Regions from separate parts of the Mus musculus genome. Here region 1 is linked to region 2. A link is a loop called in an ENCODE intact Hi-C map of the cell type or tissue named here. Cell type or tissue: left cerebral cortex. All regions are shown on one strand.

What was found. A loop is a pair of places that touch in the nucleus more often than their neighbours do. Peaks named below come from ENCODE experiments on the same cell type or tissue, not always from the same donor. Only the 100,000 strongest peaks of a DNase experiment are listed, where the experiment ranks them.
Region 1: it touches region 2 in a loop (2.6-fold over the local background); 19 of 42 quality-filtered maps call a loop at or near these places.

The regions. Positions count from the first base shown.
Region 1 is chr4:135,943,109-135,951,108 of GRCm38, reverse strand. It overlaps Hmgcl (3-hydroxy-3-methylglutaryl-Coenzyme A lyase), which reads right to left and starts at 4,661. Exons shown (of 9, transcript NM_008254.3): 1 at 4,569-4,661; 2 at 476-559. The coding sequence starts at 4,628. In left cerebral cortex, a CTCF peak has its summit at 45 (motif pointing right); DNase peaks (open chromatin) are centred at 1,411, 3,955, 4,155, 4,668 and 1 more place; H3K4me3 peaks cover 1,415 bases; H3K27ac peaks cover 2,092 bases.
Region 2 is chr4:135,886,260-135,894,259 of GRCm38, reverse strand. No RefSeq gene overlaps it. Among named protein-coding and RNA genes, the nearest start is that of Cnr2, 4.9 kb to the left of the region's middle. In left cerebral cortex, CTCF peaks have their summits at 1,167 and 4,197 (motif pointing left); a DNase peak (open chromatin) is centred at 4,180.

The DNA.
Region 1 (8,000 bases), 57 kb before region 2:
ACCTTAAAAGAAAAGATATATTTATTTTATGTATGTGAATACACAGTTGCTCTCTTCAGACACACCAGAAGAGGGCATCAGATCCCATTATGGATGGTTGTGAGCCACCATGTGGTTGCTGGGAATTGAACTCAGGACCTCTGGAAGAGCAGTCAGTGAGCTTAACAGCTGAGCCATCTCTCCAGCCCTAGAACACTTTTTTAAAGAAAGTTTTATATTCCTTTCTAAGTAAATACTTCTACATATATATAAGCCTTTTATGTTTCTTCTACATAGGGGTAAGACTGAGTATATATTTTGTTTTTCAGTCTTGAGCCACTTGATATACTTATTATTATAAGATTATATTATTACAATATTATATAATATTAACATCTGTATAATATTCCAGGTTAACAAAGTCCATAATGTATCTGACCCAACTTCCCTGGAATGCTCAGAACAGAGGCACGAGGCATCCTTTCCCCCTCCTTACCTTTTCATTCTGCAGCCCATCTCGGGGACCGACTTCCACGATCTTCACCTGCTTTGGCAAAGTGCCCATGGAGGAGGTGCTCACCTTTGGTTTAAATGAGGAAACCCAAGTGTCAGGCGTTAGCATAGGACAACACAGAAAGCACTGGTCTCTCTTTGCTACCACAGGCAGCTATGGTACCTCACATCTAGGCTCTTTCAATCTTAAGATAAAAAAGCAAACTGCTTTGAACAGGAATAAGCAAGGAAGCTGTGCTCCCAGCCCAGCCGGGTCCTCCTCTGGTCCAGACCCACCTCCCCTGCCCCCCCACCCCCTTGGCTCCGTTTGTACATCAGTCATTCAGCAGTCCCCAGACTTCCACACTGTCCTCTCACTCACTTGATCCCATCCTGCCTATCTCTGCAGAAGGTAGCGCGTATGCACATCCACACGTATACACTGCTGCTCAGCTGGAATCTGACTCACCCCTTCCTCCCCCTTGTCATCCTGCCTGAGAGGCTCTGCAGAGTTCAGTGCTGGCTGACCTCATCACTCACCCCTACTGTTCCACCCCCTTCCACCCTCTGCCCACGCTTGCTATGCTGCAGCCCAGCAGGCCTGACCTAGATCCCCTCAATCGTTCAGTCAGTCAGAAAGCCTTCCTCCCACCAGCCTTGGCAGAGCTATTTTTTTATTAATTTTTTTCGAGAAAGGGTTTCTTTGTGTAGCCCTGGCTGTCCTGGGACTCACTTTGTAGACCAGGCTGGCCTCGAACTCAGAAATCCGCCTGCCTCTGCCTCCCAAGTGCTGGGATTAAAGGCGTGCGCCACCACCACCTGGCACAGAAGAGCTATTAACCCACCATCTTGGGTCCTTTGTATTTCTCCAGACTACAACTATTTCCTTCCATATACGCTCAGGGAGAGGAAGCTCTCTCTACTCCATCTCATCCTGACTGGCTCTGTGCCTGGCAACACGCTCAGTAACGTTACAGGCACAGCGGATAATGAACAAAGGGCACAGCTGTCCAGAGGACAGCAGTCACTGAGACCCAGGAGAAGTGAGCCTCAGATTCAGCATCAGTGATGGGATGCGGAGAAAGACTTGGCTATGTTAAGGCTTGTGTAAAGCCTGATTTGAAGCGAACGGCTCACAGGAGGGACAGTGGGTCTGAGAGAACACCCCCAGCAGTTGAAGAAAGTATTTCCCCCAAATTTTAAAGCTTTTAGTCTACTGTTGAGTCTCTCTCAGATCTTCCCCTACATCCTAAAGAAACTTGCACCGGGCAGTGGTGGTGCACGCCTTTAATCCCAGCACTTGGGAGGCAGAGGCAGGCGGATTTCTTGAGTTCGAGGCCAACCTGGTCTACAGAGTGAGTTCCAGGACAGCCAGGACTACACAGAGAAACCCTGCCTCAGAAAAACAAAAAACAAACAAACACCTTGCTTAATTATTTATGTGTATGGGTATTCTGCCTGCATTTTATGACACATGTGTGCATTGTCCTTTTAAGAAAACAGCATATCCCTTAAGACTGGAGTCACCGATGGTTGTGAGCCACCAGGTAGATTGTAGGAGTCAAGACCAGGTCCTCTGGAAGAGCAGCGATCATTTTAAAGCAGGGAGCCATCACTCCAGCCCTTCCCCCACACCCAGGTAAACATACTGCAATGGGTCAAAGAGAAAGATGCCATGCATGCCAAAGTTCTCCAAGCCCGTGAAGACCTTGAGGAAATCAACTGGAGCTCGCTTGTCAGCGCACCTGAAGCGGCTTTGGGTTTTAGCTGGAACAGTTTCTGACAAGCACCTGAATTACAAGAAGTCGGCAGGGCGCTGGAGAGGTGGCTCAGCAGTGAAGAGCACTGGCTGCTCTGCCGGAGGACCTGAGTTCAATTTCCAGCAACCACATAGCAGCTCACCGTTGTCTGGAATTCCAACTCAAGGATCCAACACCCTCACACAGACAGACAGACATGCAGGCAAACACCAATACACATAAAATTAAAAATTAATAATGACATTAATAATAATAATAATAATAATAATAATACAACCCAAGAAGTCGTCAAGCTGAGTGAAAGGTCCATATAACGACGTCTCCCTCCAACAGACTGTCAGACTAAAAAGACCTAAAACGCCCAGAGGGGCGCGAGTGTCACAGGTCAGGGACTGGATCTGTGCATTGCTCTTCCCAAGGCCCTGAGACATAGCAGAGGCTCAGTGAGTACACACTGAAGCAGAGCCTGCTTCCAACTTCCTTTTCTGGAACACAGTGAACTTAGTTCCACTTCCTCCAGCACACAGCTCTAAACACAACAACCCAGCCAGGTGTGGTGGCTCGCGGCCCGAGGCCTGAGGCCCAGCGCTTGGGAGATGGAAGCAGGGGGAATCAGAAGCTCATGGCTGCTTTCAAGTTGCTACACAGCAAACTTGAGGTCAGCCTGAGATATGTGAGAAATTTTTAAAAAGCCCAGGGTCGAAGAGATGGCTCCACAGAAGATCTGAGTAGGGTTCTCAGACCCAAGTCAGATAGCTCACCTGGTGGTGCATGCCTTTAATCCCTTTAATAATCCCAGGACTTGGGAGGCAGAGGCAAGTAGATCTCTGTGAGTTCAAAGCCAGCCTGGTCTACTAATTGAGTCCAGACAGCCAAGGATGAGTAAGCCTGCCTTTAAAAACCAAACCAAACCAAAAACGGAACAACCAAACCAAACCAAATGAAATAAAAGTGCCATCTTGTGCCATAAGACTCATGAGGGATCATTTCCTCACACTAGTTTGTAAAAATTATCCCTAGCTGGGCATGGTGGTCCATGCCTGTAAGCCCAGAGTCATAGCAGGCTCTGAGTTTGAAGCTAGCCTGGTCTATGTAGTGAATACCAAAGTTATATAGAAAGAAACTTTGTCTTAGATAGATAGATAGATAGATAGATAGATATTATGACCCACCATGTTACTTAATTCTCATTCTCTCCCCCTCTCCCCCTCGGGTTTATTTCCTTAACTTTTCACGTTGATATTTGCCTTTTCATTTGATCCCTGAGCAATCATTGGAAGTGGGTAGACTAAAGATGCAGAAGTGGCTTTCTTTTTCTTTCCCATTTTTTTTGTTTTTGTTTTTTTTTTTTTTTGTTTTTTTTTTGTTTTTGTTTCTTTCGACACAGGGTTTCTCTGTGTAGTCCTGGCTGTCCTGGAACTCGCTTTGTAGACCAGGCTCCCCTCGAACTCAGAAATCCGCCTGCCTCTGCCTCCCGAGTGCTGGGATTAAAGGCGTGAGCCACCATGCCCGGCCAGAAGTGGCTTTCTGGGCTTTCTGAGAGGCACCCACGAGCTGCAAGGAAAGTAGTTTTTCCAAGTGCTAATACAATGCCTAAACTCCCCAACATAAAATCGTAACAGCGCCATCACAGAGCTGAGGGTGTAGCAGTGACGCTGGCGCTGATCGCTCCTAAGTCCAACTCTCACAAAGCACCACCACCGACTGACTGGTCACTCACTAAATCATCCTGAGACTCTGCATTTTACGTATAAGCAAGCTGAGTACACACCTCTGTCACTCAGCCTAGAAAGTGGCAGATCACCCGGACACCAGTTTGCGGTTTAGCCAGCACAGCTCTTTTTGCCCCCCCCCCCTTCCTTCAAATAACTGCGCGTGGTCAGAATGCCAGGACCAAACATGCCCAAAGGACAGTTCTGAGGGAATCCCTGTCCGGCCCACGCGATCCAAGTTCTCCCCAGGCGTCCATAAAAGCAACAAGGGCCGAGTAAGGCGGCAGACAGGGATGCTTGTGTTTCCCACACTGAACACTGTTTTCCACTAATGAAGGGCCGGAGAGATCCGAAGCTCAAATAGGGGAAGGAGTCAGGGTCACCGTAAGGGAGGTAGGACGCCCAGGATGGTGTCCCCGGTCTCCACAGTCACAGCGGGTCGATTCTCTTCCCGCCGCCTCAGTTTCCCCGTTTCTTGCAATGGATCTGAGCCAGACCGGCTGGGTCCGGAACTCTCAAATCCTCCCGGCAACAGTCCCTCGAGCGGTCCCGCTCCTCCGCCTGTCACAGCAGCTGAGGAGGCCCGCCCGATCCCATGACTGTCACCCGCCTGGGGAGCACTTACAGCCCGGAGGGACGTCAAGCCCACCAGCCTCCGCGGGAAAGCCTTCCTCACTGACGCCATCTTCACTCCGGAGGCCAACCCACTGGGCACCACGTGACCGCCGATCCCTCTGTGGGCGTGGTTAGGGCCGGAGGCGGTGCATCGCTCCTCTTGTGAGGCTCCCAGTTTGGTTCCTCCCCTCAGCCTGTCTGTTTTCTTTTCCTACTCCCCTCTAAGTAGCTCTACCCTCCAATCATGCCCACTCCATGATTTTCTGAACACGTGTCCCATGAAGAGCCATGACATTTGACAGCCCATGTGTAGATCCCGAGATTTTTTTCACCTCCACCTGCTTCCCCCACGTCTTAAATCACGCCCGGTTCCAATCCAGGGCCATTTATCTGCCTTCTGAAAGGCGTTGTGTTCCCAGGGCGTGTTGGGGTTGAAGATGACTGGGAAGCTGGTGGGCCAAGCCGATGGCTCCTTTAGTCTTAAAGGAACAGGGAAGGCAAGAAGGCCTAGGTTAGCGAAGGACTGCTATAACTGTGGGCTTCTAGGGGCTACTACTGGTGCTCGGGTGACTTGTGAAACCCTGAAGCTAGCCATTAGGAAATCATTGTGTCCCTGTGTATACACTGTCTTACTTCCTTCTTGTCTTCCCGTCCTCAGCCTCAGTGGGGAAGTCTTCAAATGACTAAACATGCGTGTGCATCATGCAGAATGGCGCAGATCCCGCCCCAAAGGTTAAGGTCACAAAGTAGAATATAAAGGTTCACTGTGGAGCTGGTGAGATGGCTCAGCGGGTAAGAGCACTGACTGCTTTCCCGAAGGTCCCGAGTTCAAATGGTGGCTCACAACCACCTGTAGTGAGATCTGGCCCTCTTCTGGTATGTCTGAAGACAGCGACCATGTACTTATTAAATAAATCTTTGGGCCTGAGTGAGTGGTGGCCGACTAGAGCGAGCAGATGTCCTAAAATTAAATTTCCAACAACCACATGAAGGCTCACAACCATATGTACAGCTATAGTGTACTCATATACTCCATGTAGACCAGGCTGACCTAAACTCAGAGATCTGCCTGCCTCTACTTCTGCCTACTAAGTGCTGGAGTTAAAGATATGTGCCACGATGGCCACCAAAGTTTTAAATTATTACTAGTGTATTTACTTCATGTGCATGGCTGTTTTGCCTACATGTAAGTCTATGTAGAACACCTGTGAGGCCATAAGAGTGAAGCAAGAAAAACATCTTTGCTAAATCCTGACCTGACCTTGGGCTGACATTGAGGTCAGCTTGACCCTCAGGCACTTACAGGAATTTTTGCTAACCTGCTCTGGCCTGCTTTTGTAACCACAAGGCTTTCTGCTCCCATCAAGCAAAAACAAACCTGTCTCCACCTCTACTTTGTTTTTTTTTTAATATTTACTTATTTTATGTATATGAGTACAGTGTAGCTGTACAGATGGTTGTGAGCCTTCATGTGGTTGTTGGGAATTGAATTTAGGACCTCTGCTTTCTCCGGCCCACCCCACTCACTCCTGCCCAGAAGAGGCCGTCAGATCTCATTACGGGTGGTTGTGAGTCACTGTGTGGTTGCTGGGATTTGAACTCCGGACCTTCAGACTCTTACTTGCTGAGCCATCTCACCAGCCCTGTTTTTTGGTTTTTGTTTTGTTTTTGTTTTTCCGAGACAGGGTTTCTCTATGTATCTCTAGCTGTCTTGGAATTCACTCTGTAGATCAGGCTGGTTTCAAACTCAGAGATCCACCTGCCTCTGCCTCCCAAATGCTAGGGTTAAAAGTATGCGCCACCACCACCTGGCTCCCTTTTTTTTTTTTTTTTTTTCCCCAGACAGGGTTTCTCTGTATAGCCCTGGCTGTCCTGGAACTCACTCTGTAGACCAGGCTGGCCTCAAACTCAGAAACCCACCTGCCTCCTTATTCTTACTAAAAGTTCATATCCTGTCATGCTTGCTAACAGCCATCACAGCTACATCAATGAGAAGTACCAAAGTTGTGCCTTTCCCCTTTATAAGCCCCCTGCTCAGAGTGTAAGCATGCAATATCAGCACTTAGGAGCTAAATGCAGGAAGATTAGGAGTTCAAGGCTAGCCTCAGCTACATGGTAAATTTGAGGACAGCCTGAGCTACATGGGACTCTTGTTTTAATTGTGCACTGTAGCTGTATTCAGAGACACCAGAAGAAGGCATCAGATCCCATTACAGATGGTTATGAGCCACCATGTGGTTGCTGGGAATTGAACTCAGGACCTCTGGAAGAACAGACAATGCTCTTAACTGCTGAGCCATCTCTTCAGCCCGGTGGCACGTATCTTTAATCCTAGCACTTTGGAGGCAGAAGTAGAAGGATCTCTGTGAGTTCTAGGCCAGCCAGGACTACAAAGAAAGACCCTGTCTCCAAACAAACAAACAAACAAACACAGGTTCAAAAATAGAATGGGGTCAGTTAGATGGCTCAGTGGGTAAAGCACACCTGAGGCCACAATTTAACATCTGAGACGTGATTCCTGGAGTGCCTGTGCCTGCAGGCACACACATGCACACGCTGGAACAGAAAGCATTCTTAGGGCTGAAATGATACTGAGAACAAAACCTACATTGGAAAGGAAGCCAAGAGGCCTGGGATGGCAGCCTGCACCTGCAATCCCACTGGAAGAAAGCAGCCACCTCTAGGTGGAGTCAGGCCCTTAAAGGGTTTAGCCGATGTGGCAGGATCTGGCTAGGGGACACTCCTAGGAAGATGTTGTTTTCCTTCCTAGAATTCCCACCCCTAATGCAGTCCCCACTGGCCTTGTAAGCCACCATGAGGTCTAGTCTCCACTGGATCTAGTCTAAGCCCCTGACTTGAGAGGTGTAGTCGCCTCCCACAGTCCCTTCCTCCTCTTTTTTGGCAGGACCATTTCTTGGCTCTCGGATGCTGCTCCAGAGCCTAAGCTGCAGGGAGGCTCCCAAACAGTTCGGGTTTCCTTGTCCTTTTTTACTGGGCTCTGGTCCCTAGGCTGTGGCTGCCTCCAGGCATCTGGCCTCCTGCCTTATCTCTAGCCAGGAGCCTCGATATTGGCTCAGTCTCCTCTCCATCCTCTTCCTTCCTTCCTTCCAGGAAGCTGTGGGGTACACAGCTCATCTGCCCTAGGCTTCTTTCAAACTAATCCATTGCCCTCAGCTTTGGTTTGAGTTAGTTCTTTGTGCTTACAACTCTGTTTGCGCTTGTTCTTAAATTTTATTAATGAAACTGAGAACCCCAAGAGGGCACCCTGACTTTCCCAGTATCATATGAGGCTCCACTGGGACCTCCAAAGACTCCTGGCAACTCATCTCCACTGCGTCTTAATTCTTTAATTAGCAGAGCAAATGGACTTGCTCCTGAACCTCTAAACCACATCACTTTGAAGCTGAGGCAGGAAGATCCGGCAAGCGTTTGAGGCTAGCCT
Region 2 (8,000 bases):
TGCTGGGAATTGAACCTGGGTCCTGTGGAAGAGCAGCCAGTGCTCTTAACCACTGAATCACCTTTCCCTTTTAAAGCTGGGTTCCAGGGGATTGACCTCAGGGCCCCATGCTTGCAGAGTAAGAACTCTGCAGATTGGTCTCATCCCATCCCAGGAAGTGTGTTTTCTCCTTTTCCTTCCTTCCTTCCTTCCTTCCTTCCTTCCTTCCTTCCTTCCTTCCTTCCTTCCGTCTTTCTTTCTTTCTTTCTTTCTTTCTTTCTTTCTTTCTTTCTTTCTTTCTTTCTCTCCTTCTCTCTCTCTCTTTTTCTTTTTTCTTTTTGGTATTTCAAGACAAGGTTTCTCTGTAGCCCTGGCTGTCCTGGAACTCACTCTGTAGACCAGGCTGGCCTCAAACTGAGAAATCTGCCTGCCTCTGCCTCCCAAGTGCTGGGATTAAAGGTGTGTGCCACCACTACCTGGCTTAGGAAGTATGTTTCTAATGTCCAGTTCTAGAACATACTCTGGTATTGTATCTTCCTCATACATTTTTACAGCTATCATTAGGTAAAATGTTTAAGTGGAATCTTATGACCATCACATGAAGTCTTCTCTATAGGAGGGATGATCAGGGCTTCTTCAGGAGGGAGATTTTTATGCTGTGGGTAATGTTGCTAGATTCAGCATGTGAGAATACAGCAGAAATGTTTGAGGGCTAGAGAGATGGCTCAGTGGTTAAGAGCACTGACTGCTCTTCTGAAGGTCCTGAGTTCAAATCCCAGCAACTACATGGTGGCTCACAACCATCTGTAATGAAATCTGATGCCCTCTTCTGGTGTGTCTGAAGACAGCTACAATATACTTAGATATAATAATTAAGTCTTTAAACAAAAAAAGAGAAATGTTTGAGATATGTATGTACTAAGAGTTATTCAGGGCTAGGGATGTAGCTCTGTGGTAGAGTACTTGCCCAGCAGGTGAGCAGCCCTTAGCTTCCATCTCTAGGCCTGGAACAAACTTTTTCCTTTTTTGTTACAGTGAACAGTTAACAGGGTGTTAGGGTGTTAATTAGGTGATTTGTGAGACAGCCCTATGCAGGGTGTGTGTGTGTGTGTGTGTGTGTGGTTTTGGTTTTCACACCAGCAGGAGGTATTCTCCTGACATCTAGTGGGTAGCCTCCAAGAATGCAGCTAATGCGGCTAAGCATTACACAACTGTGGAGGCTGAGGACCCTGCTCTTGTCCCGGATCTGACGTGTTCGGAGCAGACCTACTGCTGCAGGGAGGGGCTGCTGTGATAAGGAGAGCCTTTGGGGGAGGGCAGCTCTTGCTTCTCTCCCAAGAAAGAGTAATTGCCATCAAGAAACAGGGAGAGAGTTCAGGTCCTCCAAAATGAGAGTAAAGGCCAGAAAGGCAAGGCGAGGCCCTCTTGCAGCCTGTGCTTGACCTGTGTAGAGTCATAGAAGCAACTGGAGGTGGCAGGGGTGACCTGGGAAAGATGGAGCTAATGCTCAGAATTCTCACTCCCAGACATCTGGCTCTGAGGAAGCCGCCATGGGAAAGAGAAATGGCATGTCCCCCAACACCTGGCTCTGTCTGCGGCTCAGGGTGTGTGATGGTGGCTAGAGGCATGCACACATGAGGGAGGGAGGGAAGGAAACATTACAAGAACCAGGGAAAAGAAGTATGCAGAATTGAGTTCTCTCTTTTAAAAGTTATGTACTTTATTATTGAAGTGTGTTTATTGTCTTTAATAACTTATTATTTGTATTTTTATATACACTGGTGTTTTGCCTGCATGTATGTCTGTGTGAGGGTGTTGGATTCCCTGGAACAGATGTTAGACAATCGTGAGCTGCCATGTGGGTGTTGGGAATTGAAGCCAGGTCCTCTGGAAGACCAGCCAGTGCTCTTAACTGCTGAGCCATCTCTTCAGCCATGTGTGTGTGTCCATGTGCAGTACTTGAGGAAGCCAGAAGGTGCAGCCTCAGTTGCAATTGAAGGCCCAGGACTGAAGGGGTCATGCAGTGTTTTGGAGATGCAAGTACCATGAGATGACCACCAAGAGCAGCAGCAGCAGTGGAGTACAGACATCTGGAGCCTAGAGGATGACGCGTGTGCTACAAAGGGCCTGGCTGGAGAAGTGACCCAAGCCCTTGGAGGAGCCCAGAAGATCGTGAGTTGGATCCCAGACATTGGACAGTTGGAGATTGACTTTTGCTTTTGATTGTGACTGTGCCCTGATATTTTCCCTCTTGAAGGAAGAAACTGTTTTAGTGGAGCCCACAGTTAAGAGACTATTAATTGTAAAAAGACTTTGAATTTTAAAAGAGATGGATATTTTAAAGAGATTGAAATTTTAAGAATATGTAAAGAATCTCTGAATCTCTGAAACTGGAGTTAGAGGTGGTTGTAGGCTGTCATGTGGGTGCTGGGAACCCAACTTAGGTCCTCTGAAAGCGCAGCAAGCTCTCTTAACTGCTGAGGCATCTCTCCGCCCCTCTGCTACTCCATCACCACCTCCTGGGCTCTCTCTGGTGTGATAAGTCACTTCCTTCATCTGGTCTCAATTTCCCCATTCCTGGAATGAGGAAGTTGGAGAGAAAAGGTACCTTTAAAACCTCCACACACATCTGAATCACCCAGGGACCTGACAAACAGATTGCTGGCCCTGACTCTGACTCTGACTCTGATTTCTGGCTGGAGGTGGGAGGATTGGGTCAAGAATCTGTGGAGAGAGGCTAGGTACGGCAACCCCAGGAGGTCCGGACTTCTCTGTCCTTAGGAAGCAGGTAAATGGAGGAAAGTTGGTTTATATCTCAAATGGTCAAGTGCTGGGCAGCCAGAATCAGTTCCCATGGAGACTGTCTTTCATAACAGATTTCTTCTGGGGGGAATAGCAGGATTTGTAGGGTTTTTTTGTTTTTTGTTTTCCCATCAGGAAACCCTCCACCAAGAATGGGTGGAATCAATCATCTTTGTGGCCCAGGCCCTCCTCCAATGGCTGGTGGATGAGGAAGGTAAATGTCTGTCCTGAGAGGTAGACAACTATGGAAGGAAGCCATCAAGCTGTGAAGAGCAGCTCATGCAGGAGAAGATGGTGTCTGGCCAAACAAGGACTGCTCTGTGTCCTCACAGATGAATGAGGCCATGCTGGGAATTCCTTCTGCAGGATCTGGCCTGACTGATATGCAGTTCTATAAATGTACATGTTTGTCACCTTATATTTTTGTATAGTTTACTAGAGTATTAATATAGTTTTTGGTTTTGGTTTTGGTTTTTCAAGACAAGGTTTCTCTGTATAGCCCTGGCAGTCCTGGAACTCACGTTGTAGACCAGGCTGGCCTCGAACTCAGAAATCCACCTGCCTCTGTCTCCTGAGTGCTGGGATTAAAGGCGTGAGCCACCACGGTTTAATATAGTTTTAAAAAGTAAATGTTTTTAGGTCGCAAAACTTGATTCTTTATCTTTATATGATTATACCCAAAATCTTTAATTTTTTTGTTAAAAGATTTATTTATTTATTATATGTAAGTACACCATAGCTGTCTTCAGACACCCCAGAAGAGATTCAGTTATCATTACAGATGGTTATGAGCCACCATGTGGTTGCTGGGATTTGAACTCAGGGCCTTCGGAAGAGCAGTTGGTGCTCTTAACCACTGAGTCATCTCTCCAGCCCACCCAAAATGTTTAATCTGGAAGAGATAAAGACCTTGTATTTAGTACTGGAAAAGAAGAAGGAGGAGGAGGAGGAGGAGGAGGGGAGAAGAGGAAGAAGAAGGGGAGGAGGAAGGAAGAAGAAGAAGAAGGGGAGGAGGAAGGAAGAAGAAGAAGGGGAGGAGGAGGAGGAGGAGGAAGAAGAAGAAGAAGAAGAAGAAGAAGAAGAAGAAGAAGAAGAAGAAGAAGAAGAAAGAAAGAAAGAAAGAAGAGAGAGAGAGAGAGAGAGAGAGAGAGAGAGAGAGAGAGAGAAAGAAAGAAAGAAAGAAAGAAAGAAAGAAAGAAAGAATCTACATTCCTAGCCAGCTCCTAAGTGAGGCCCTGCTGCGGGCCTTGAGCCCACCTCAGGTCACGTGGTCAATAAGGGCATCCCAGCATCTCCCCTTTGTATCCTGTCCACCTGGCTGGGTCCACTCAGAACACAAGTCCTCCCACTCCTATTACAGTGGATCACCCTGAGGGCTTCGTACTGTGACGTGCTGCCATCTACTGGCTGTGGCTGAGCTGTTTAGGCCCCAAGGGGTGTGGAAGGAGAGAATTGGCTTTGTTCAGCTGTTGTTCTCTGATCTCTACATACACACACTTGCACAAGAATAAGAAATCTTCTGATGCAAAAAACAAAGAAAGAAATAAAAAAAAAGTAAGTGGTAGAGAGAAGTGTGAATACAAGATAAATGCATGTGTCTCATGAATATTCTCTTTGACCAGACTTCAGTTCAGGGTCCTCGTATTTTCAGCTAAGCTTTGGCCTTGGCTCTGCCCTACTCTATCGAGTATTAGCAGAGAGCACTACAGGAAGACTCCATGGTGCACACTTGTCATGACAGTCCTGGGGTGGTTGAGGCTGGAGGATAGCCTTGAGTGGGCCCCTGTCTCAAACAAAGAAAGAAGCCTGGTTGTTCCTCCCATGGAGTTCCTCACACTCTCTGGAGTTCTTTCTTACATCTTCTCAATACAATTAACTCTACTTAAAACCAAACAAAAACAATCGAACAAATCCTGTGGTCCAGCATGGTGGCACACGGCTTTAGGCTTTCATCCCAGCACTCAGGAGGCAGAGGCAGGCAGATCTCTGTGAGTTCGAGGCCAGCCTGGTCTACAGAGCGAGTCCAGGATAGCAAAAGGCTACACAGAGAAACCCTGTCTTGAAAAACAACAACAACATCTTACTAAGTCATGGTCTCCTAGACATTTGACCTTTGACATTTGACCTTTGACATTTGAAACTCCTTAGCTTTCACCTCGGAGGTGAAAACTCCTGGCCTGCCATTAAGCCAGAGTCAACTGACCTTGGTGTCTTCCCTTTTTAACTGCATCTACAGACCCCTTGTTGAGCTTCTAGGACCAAAGCCTTCCTTTGGCCCTTATTGTATCTAAGGGTTGAGTCTATTTCTCTCCTCTTGCAATGGTATTCAAGGAGAGGTCACCACAGCCCAGTGCACTGGCCCCTGCCTAAGTCTCTAGAGGCTGAGGCAGGACAGGGTCAGTGCCAGGACCCAAGAGAGAGAGTTCACCGAGTAAAGACCCTTGGTGTACATACCTGGTGATCTGAGAGAGGGAAAGAGAGGGGGGAGCGGGGGAGAGAACCATCCGGAGGGCTGGACTGGGTGGGGCATACATTTAATCTACTCAGGAAATGGAGATACACCGATCTTTGTGTTCTAGGCCAGCATGACCTACAATAGTGAGTTCCAGGAAGAGGCGGCCATGGAAGAAAGCCACGTCAAACAAAGTACAGGTCCTACTCAAGTGTTAAGGGAACTGGGTGAGAGGGAGGAGATCCTTGCTACCATTTGCTGGGGCACAGGTTCTGGGTAGGAGCCACTCTGTGCGTGTTGAGCTGGCTGGAGAAGTTCTGGAGAGGCCTAGCTCGGGCTTCCTGGAACGGGAAATGGATGGGATCACCACGTCGTTCTCCGTTCTCCATTGCAGGCTTAGGAGACACACACCTTCCCTCTGCCGTCCCCTGCTTACACGCTTACACGCGTCACGGTGAACCCTCCACGCAGGCAAGCTCGCCCTGGATTTCTGTCCGTGCGCACGCACGTCTGCACTGGTCGGTGCTAGCAGAGGAGCCTGCTCAGGCTCTTCATCCTCTCTGCTGAGCTCTGGTACCCTGTCCTCCGGCCCCATTTGTCAGTCCAGCCAGAATCCTCCTTCCCCCTGGTGTTTCTTTCATGGTTCAGCTTTCTCCCACGGCCTCCTCTTCCTGGAACTCACTATTGTAGGTCATGCTGGCCTAGAACACAAAGATCGGCCTAGCTCCATCTCCTGATCAGATTAAAGTTATGCCCCACCCAGTCCATCCCTCCGGACGTTTCCCTCTCCCTCCCCCTCCCCCTCCCTCTCTGTGTTGTGGAGGTCAGGGGACAGCTCTTTGGAGGTGTTTCTAGAAATGGGCTCACTGCTTTTCCTGTCTTGGCAATCTTTTCCTGATGCCATACATTCCCTGCCCTCCCTTTCTTGGAGTGAGAGATGCTCTTTGGCCTATACAGTCTCTGTGCTTTATTTTATTTTATTTATTTATTTTATGAATGTGAATACTCTATCTGCATGTACACCTGCATGCCAGAAGAGGGCATCAGATCCCATTACAGATGGTTGTGAGCCACCATGTGGTTGCTGGGAATTGAACTCAGGGCCTTCAGAAGAGCAGCCAGTGATCTTAACTGCTGAGCCACCTCTCCAGCCCTCAGTCTCTGTCCTTTGGTCTGTGGCTTCCCTTGAATAGTCTTACAAACTTTACAATTAGTATGTCACAAATAATTTTACCATTCAATTTATTTTTTTATTTTTAGACAGGGTTTCTCTGTATAGCCCTGGCTGTCCTGGAACTCACTCTGTAGACCAGGCTGGCCTCCAACTCAGAAATCTGCCTGCCTCTGCCTCCCGAGTACTGGGATTAAAGGCGTGCGCCTCCACACCCAGTCCACTCAATTGTTTTTTTTCTTCATATGTATATCTTTTTAAAAATATTTTTTATTAGGTATTTTCCTCATTTACATTTCCAATGCTATCCCAAAAGTCCCCCATACCCTCCTCCCCAACTCCCCCACCCACCCACTCCCACTTTTTGACCCTGGCTTTCCCCTGTACTGGGGCATATAAAGTTTGCATGACCAATGGGCCTCTCTTTCCAGTGATGGCCGACTAGGCCATCTTCTGATACATATGCAGCTAGAGTCAAGAGCTCAGGGGTACTGGCTAGTTCATATTGTTGTTCTACCTATAGGGTTGCAGTTCCCTTTGGCTCCTTGGATACTTTCTCTAGCTCCTCCATTGGGGGCCCTGTGATCCATCCAATAGCTGACTGTGAGCATCCACTTCTGTGTTTGCTAGGCCCCGGCATTCAATTGTTTTTAAGATTTTATTTTCACTGTTATTGTTGATGTTGTTGAAGGCAGCACACACATGCCCTATGAAGAGTGTGGAGAACAGAAGGCAACAGTGTGGACTCAGTTTTCTCCTTCCATCTTTTATGTAGGTTCTTGAACTCAGGGGTAAGTAGCTTTAACCATTGAGCAATCTTGCTGGCTCAGTTTTGTTTTGTCTTTTTTGTTTTAGATGGGGTCCTACACAGTTGCCCACATTGGTCTTGTATATTCTCATCAACGCCCCCCCAACCCCCAGTTTTAAAACTCTCAAGTGCTAGGATTCATAGGTGTGTATCAGGTCATCCAGGTGTGTATCAGGTCATCCAGGTGTGTATCAGGTCATCCAGGTGTGCATCAGGTCATCCAGGTGTGCATCAGGTCATCCAGGTGTGTATCAGGTCATCCAGGTGTGTATCAGGTCATCCAGGAGTGTATCAGGTCATCCAGGTGTGTATCAGGTCATCCAGGAGTGTATCAGGTCATCCAGGTGTGTATCAGGTCATCCAGGTGTGTATCTGGGTCCCAGTAAGTTGCCTAGGCTTGAACTCAGTCCATAGCCCAGCCTAAGTTTTGGAATCCTTTGGCTTCAGTCTTTTAAATAGCTGTGATGATAGACCCACACCACCAGGCACAGCTAAGATAACCGTATCTTCAAGGGTAGATTTCAGGACCCACGACAAAGCAAATAGGGGGAAGGAGTTAACTTAGTGGTGAGAGCATTTTCAAACCTGGATCCTGGTAAAAGCTGAGCGTGTGTGGTGCACACCTGCAACCCCCACCTCCTGCCCCACAACACTGGCTGGGGCCCCGCACAGCACTGAGAGCAGACAGGAAGATCCCCAGGGATTGCTGGTGACCCAGCCAGGGCATACAGAGGTTGGGGGGTGGGTAGGTGGGTGAAGTCAGCAAGCTCTATGTTCAGGGACAGTTC